Linked DNA regions of Homo sapiens: region 1 is linked to region 2. The links are chromatin contacts, found by Hi-C in ENCODE. All regions are on one chromosome and are shown on one strand. The core of a region is the stretch at or near the end of the contact, and the rest is flanking DNA. Distances in the headings are between cores, read along the strand shown.

Region 1 (3,365 bases), core at 93-2,592, 3.0 Mb before region 2:
ATTGAGAATCCCGAGGTAAACAAAATACCCTCTAAGCAGCAGTCCCAATATCCATGCGCTACAGCTCATATCTACCCCGCTGAAGAATCCTTCCAGCACAAACTATGTACTTATTTTATGCAGTTCTAATAAGTTACTTAATAACATCTTTGAGGGTTTTCTATGTGTTTTGTGTTAAACATTTTTCTTGCATCTTCATATTCCAGCCCTGTGAGGTAACATGTCCAAGTTTTTCCATCTAGGAATTACTTCAATTCAAATTCCATTATATGTGATTCCACAATGGGTGTTATCACTACGCCATTAATTCTCAAACTTTAGCGTCCAGGTGCATTGGTATCAACTGGAAGGCTTGTTAAAATATATTTCTGATTCAGTAAGTTTGGGATAAGACCCCAAAATGTGCATTTCCAAGAAGTTCCCAAGTGATGCTGATCCTAGCGTCCTGGGATTATTTAGAAACCAATGCACTTCTATTCTTCTTTGAAAGAATACTTGCTTTCCACAGCGACGGCAGGCCTGCAGCAAACCAGAAGCCTTTAAAGTTTATTAGAACTACCTCAAAAAGACACACAACTGTGAGAAATTAGATAAAGCCTTCTAATAAGCAATTTCAAAGAGAAAAAAGAAAAGCCTGGGAGTCACTGAGTGTACTGCAGAGACCCAAACACCTCGATAATTGAATCATAACTAGGCAGGCACTCATTCATTTTGACAGTAACGCTGAGTCTTCAAAAGAGTTTATGCTCAGTTTAGAAAAACAAATAAGGCTGTGATCCGTTTCTTGTAAACGTTTATCCAAAGGTTTTTAGGGGTTGGACAGAAAGGGTTTACTTTGGCGGATTTTTTGTCCTCTAATAAAAGTTATTACTGCGGTGAGGCTTAGACTTGTTCTGAGAAACTGAAAGCTGTCCCGAGAGCACCTGAAACTGCATGCTCTGTTGCTGATGCAACGTCACTTCAAACTTCCTGCTTTCAAAAGGAACCCTTTAAACTCGCTCAGCGCCAACCCCTTCCTCCGAGTGTGGGCACGTCGTTCCCGTGCGGTCCGGCGGAGATGCGGCAACTTCGACAAGACCCCAGGTGGAGTTACCCCAGGAAACGCCCTCCCCGCTCTCGGACTTGCCCCGGACGGGGAGGCTGTGCCTCCAGCCCCGCCATGCCTCCCTCGCCCTAGCCCCCCGGGAGGCGCCGACCTCCGCCCAGCAGCCCCAGCCCGGCCGCCAGCTCCCGCAGCCCGGGGAAACGGCGAGAGATGCCGCTCACAACCAACGACAGCAGCCGGACCAAACAGACGCGGAAACTCACGCTCTCTACGACCCGCCTGCGTCCCCACGTCTTCGCGCGCACGTGCGTCATCACGCACGTTCCCGATCCGGGGCGCCCCGGGTTCCTGGGGCCGGGTGCGGGAGGGGAGGGCCTTAAAGCGGACGGCTCGGCCGCGGCGCATGCTTAGTTGTGCGCGCCCGCGCTCTGCTGTCTGCAGACCGCGTGCGCCGGCAGTGGCTCTAAGGGGGCCGCGAGGGCACAGCGGGGCAGGACCGCGGCAGAGCGCAGTAAGGAGAGTGTGGACCCTCGCCCTGTCCTCTAAGCTCCATGTGAAATGTGGATAATATTCCTTACTGCCATAAATAGCCACTGGCCGCTGACTACGCGTAAGGCAAACAAGCGACCTGCGTTCAAGGGACCCGAAGACTAGGGGAGAAGCAGCGAGCGGGTCGCGGCCGCCTACCCAACGGACGCCTCTGCCCAGGTTCTCTGCCGGGAAGCTTCGTCCTTCCGGGCCCCAGCGCAGCCGGAGGCTGGGGAGCTGCTGCCTGGAAGGGTCAGATACCGCCTGTTAGGCGGAGGGTGGGAAAGACACTCTCCTGCTTCAGGAGCTATCGCAGACAACCGGAGGGCGGCTTATCGCAGAGTCCCAGAGCCAGCCAGCAAGGCAAGGTCGCGGGTGCACCTTTCACTCCCAGAAGCTTGGGTCTGGGACTGCACCACGCAACGTTTGCCCATTTTGAGGGCTTTAGGTGTTTCATATTTCAGTTAATAGAATTTCGATTAATACATAATTTGATACCATTTTAATTGTTTGCTACTCGGGAGCAAGTTTTATGTTTAGCTGTAGGAGTTAGGCTAAGTTAAATGTTGCAATGCTATATATATTTAATAGGATATGAAAAAACTATCTTACAGCCGGGCGCGGTAACTCACGCCTGTAATCCCCGCACTTTGGGAGGTCGAGGCAGGAGGATCGCTTGAGCTCAGGAGTTTGAGACCAGCCTGGACAACATAGTGAGACCTTGTCTCTATTTAAAAAACAACAACAGGCCTGGCGCGGTGGCCCACGCCTGTAATCCCAGCACTTTGGGAGGCTAAGGCGGGCGGATCACCGGAGGTCAGGAATTCAAAACCAGCCTGGCCAACATGGCGAAACCCTGTCTCTACTAAAAATACAAAAATTAGCCAGGCATGGTTGCGGGCGCCTGTAATCCCGGCTACTCGGGAGGCTGAGGCAGGGGAATCCTTGAACCCGGGAGGCAGAGGTTGCAGTGAGATCGCGTCCATGCACTCCAGCCTGGGCGACAGAGCATGACTCTATCTCAAAAAAAAAAAATCTTACTATTTGGTATGGAATTTTCTGATAGCTAGGGTAAAGATGCTCTTTTTCCAAGAAGGAATCCGAGTATCCGAATACAGGTGGTTTAGTGTTACTCTTTGTTTATTGGAAGTTGTAGCAGCTGTGTTTAGATAGTCTGCTAAAACAAAAACTGCCTAAACCAGAAGAGTTTATCTTTTGCCATTGTGTATTAAAACTCTTCATAGAAATATTTATTTTGGAGTTTGAAATTTAAGTGAAAATGTGGCTCATGCATAGGTGTGGGTGTACATATGACTTTCAAGTGACAAAGAAGATTCTTAGCAAATTGTACGTGTTCATTAAGACTCATAAGTTACCTCTTTCCTAGAAAAACAATATACTCCTCCAAAAGCTCAACTGACAATGAGAAACTGCATTTCTGGACATGAAAAGTCAAATGAATGCGGGGAAAAGTAAATTGCCTATAGAGGTATTTTCTGTATTTCCCTAGAGGGGGAAATGTGTAATTTCTCAAAAGGAAGAAGTCCTCATTTATCCTTCTGAACCACAATCATATGAATCCATTCAATTAATATTAATCTTATCTTCTATTCTCCATCACTCTCTACATCTTTCTATAATTGCATCATTTTCTTGTCCGTATAATACATCAAATGCAGAGGTGATTTTAAGGGAGCCACAAATCAAGAAGTCTCAATTCAATAATTTCGTTAAAATGTAAGAAATATATACGGATTAAGAATATTCTTAGGTAATTATGTTCTGTTTCAAA
Region 2 (2,947 bases), core at 402-2,901:
GCCACTGCACTCCAGCCTAAGTGACAGAGCGAGACTCCATCTCAAAAAATAAATTAATTAATAAATAAAATCTAAAAAATTTTACTCAGAGATACTCCACAGTAAGGTCTCATATGAGACTGGCAGGCAAGAAGGGAATTATTAGTGCTCAGACCATTATAAAGCTCTGAAATAGCACCTGAGTTCTGTCTGTCATTAGCCAAGTTCTCACAATGCATGGCTGATGGTAATTAGTGCAGTATAATTAATAGGTGAAGTATTCCCTACTTCTAAAGGAAACACAGAGAAATGGATTTTACTTCCATTTATTAACAGTTAACAGAAGAGAGAAGAGGTGCTGGTCACTAAACTTTTGGCGGTAAAAGAATATGTCAAAATCAGTAATAATAATTGGACTATTTTGTAATGTTCTTGAGGCTTATTTCCAGAATCACAGTTTGAGAGATTTTAGAAAATAGCAAAATACATGATTATGGGCATTAGTTTCTTAATGAGAGCATAGTGCATTTAAAACTTATTTTAGACCGGGTATGATGGCTTATGCCTGTAATCCCAGCATTTTGGGAGGCCAATGTGGAAGGGTGGCTTAAGCCCAGGAGTTTGAAACCAGCCTGAGCAACATGATGAGACCCCGTCTCTATAAAAATAAATAAATAAAACTTATTTTAAAACCCTTTAGGCTGGGCATGGTGGCTCACACCTGTAATCCTAGCACTTTGGGAGGCCGAGGCAGGAGGATCACTTGAGCCTAGGTGTTCAAGACCAGCCTGGACAACATAGCAAGACCCTGTCTCTGCAAAAAAATCAAAAAATTAGCCAGACATGGTGGCAGACACGTGTAGTGCCAGCTACTTGGAAGGCTGAGGTGGGAGGATCGCTTGAGTCTGGGAGGTCAAGGCCGCAGTGAGCTGTATGCCATTGCACCTTTGCATTCCAGTCTAGGTGACAGAATGAGACCCTGTCTCTGAAAAAAAAAATAATAATAATGCCTTTTTTATGATGGAGGAATAAATTTTTCTTTCCCTAAATCTACAGTGATTAGGCTCCTAAATGAACTAAATTTGTTGTTAATAATATTGTTTGTTAACATGTAGACAGATAATATGAATGAATGAAAAGCAACATTTGACCAGTACAGCAAAGTTTTTTGGAAATCCTTGACTAGTGTCAGAATTGTCTATCTTGTGAGTGTTAATTGATACATTGAATTGGGGTGATTGCAATTCAAGGCATATCCTCCCCGCTCCTGTTGCCCTACTTTAGAGGGAAACCATGTGCTTTAAAGCAAAAGCTAGGCCAGGCGCAGTGGCTCACGCCTGTAATCCCAGCACTTTGGGAGGCTGAGGCAGGTGGATCATGAGGTCAGGAGTTCGAGACCAGCCTGACCAAGATGGTGAAATCCCATCTCTACTAAAAATACAAAAATTAGTCAGGCGTGGTGACAGGCACCTGTAATCCCAGCTACTTGGGAGGCTGAGGCAGGAGAATTGGTAGAACCCGGGCGCCAGAGGTTGCAGTGAGCCGAGATCACGCCACTGCACTCCAGCCTGGGTGACAGAGTGAGACTCTGTCTCAAAACAAAACAAAAAGCGAAAGCTAACACCCTGTTTTCCTCCTCCCGGTCACCTGTGAAGCATCACTGCAGGAAATGCGGGCAGGCTGTCTGCGGGAAGTGCAGCAGCAAGCGCTCAAGTTACCCAGTCATGGGCTTCGAGTTCCAAGTCCGGGTTTGTGATTCTTGTTACGACTCCATCAAAGATGAAGAGTGAGTGTTTGCATATTTTTGTCTCATTGCCTCTTATTACATCTGTCTAATGGTTCTCTGAAATGTGAAGAGCTTCAGAAGTGATAGGATATGTTTAGCCATGTGTTTGTTTCTCCTGAATTTCCTAAGCCATTTTATTTGTTGTTTGTTTTTTGAGACAGAGTCTTGCTCTGTCACCCATGCTGGAGTGCAGTGGCGTGATCTCGGCCCACTGCAACCTCTGCCTCCCGGGTTCAAGCGATTCTCCTGCCTCAGCCACCCGAGTAGCTGGGATTACAGGCGCCCCCCACCACCTGGCTAATTTTTGTAGTTTTAGTAGAGATGGAGTTTCACCATGTTGGCCAGGCTGGTCTCGAACTCCTGACCTCAAGTGATCTACCCACCTTGGCCTCTCAAAGTGCCAGGATTACAGGCGCGAGCCACCGTGCCTGGCCCCTAAGCCATTTTTGAAGAGAGGACCTGCCCTAGCTTTATGACTTAAGACCATGACTATGCATCTTAAGTTGCCCCTCTGACTGGGCAGCTTTCTCCTGAACACAGTGAGGAATGCTAAGTTACATGGTCCAGTAACTGAGTGGATACCCTGAGCCTCTGCATCCCACTGGCTGCTATGCAGGGATAAGTCCATGCACCTGTGGATGGCAGTGGTTGAGCTGGTTCTCTATAAAAGTATCCAGTGCCCAGACCTTTGTTCACACATGCATGTAAATTTACTGGGAAAACTCTAGAGACCAATGTTCTTTCTTCCACAGAAATCTGGCCTAGCAGTCTATTCTTAAATTGCTCTTTGTGTGTAAGACACATCTGTTTGATACCCCACTCTGCCCTGACTTTTAGGCAAATCCGTTAGGACAGAACCACTATTTTCTTTCCTTCCCTTTGAATCATCTTTTAAAGCAGCAGAGGCAAATGTTGGCAGAGGTCCACATTGGAAAGCTAGTGCATCACGACTGGTGTTGGTAAATGAACTAGTGATGGGATTGGGGCAGCTGGGCTTTGAAGCGGGTGCTGTAAGAGGCACTGCTCCTGTGCATGGCAGAGGTTTCAGGGAAAACGGCAGCTCTCTGATGTTTTGCCCATGCTGTATGATTTTATTCAATGCAGTTCTTCTTTTATATTGAAGATTCTTGTTTTTATATCTAGGAATGTATCAGCCTTTCCAGTAAAAAAAAAAAATCAGTT

The links. A loop is a pair of places that touch in the nucleus more often than their neighbours do. Pooled maps may share reads with other maps.
Region 1: a pooled map shows a loop between it and region 2 (5-fold over the local background). The contact joins the promoter of RHBDD1 here to the enhancer-like site in region 2. A Hi-C loop is called at or near these places in 3 of 37 single-sample maps with no recorded cell type and 4 of 50 pooled maps.

What each region holds. Positions count from the first base shown.
Region 1 is chr2:226,834,031-226,837,395 of GRCh38, reverse strand. RHBDD1 (rhomboid domain containing 1) reads right to left here and starts at 1,342. Exons shown (of 9, transcript NM_001167608.3): 1 at 1,309-1,342. RefSeq lists enhancers at 830-979, 1,820-1,889, 1,729-2,023 and a silencer at 1,030-1,559.
Region 2 is chr2:223,880,760-223,883,706 of GRCh38, reverse strand. WDFY1 (WD repeat and FYVE domain containing 1) reads left to right here. Exons shown (of 12, transcript NM_020830.5): 10 at 1,635-1,765. Among named protein-coding and RNA genes, the nearest start is that of AP1S3, 45 kb to the right of the region's middle. RefSeq lists enhancers at 1,078-1,577, 1,578-2,079. Within about 2 kb of position 1,651, at least 3 of the 41 ENCODE cell types and tissues checked have a DNase peak (open chromatin) inside an H3K27ac peak, as active enhancers do.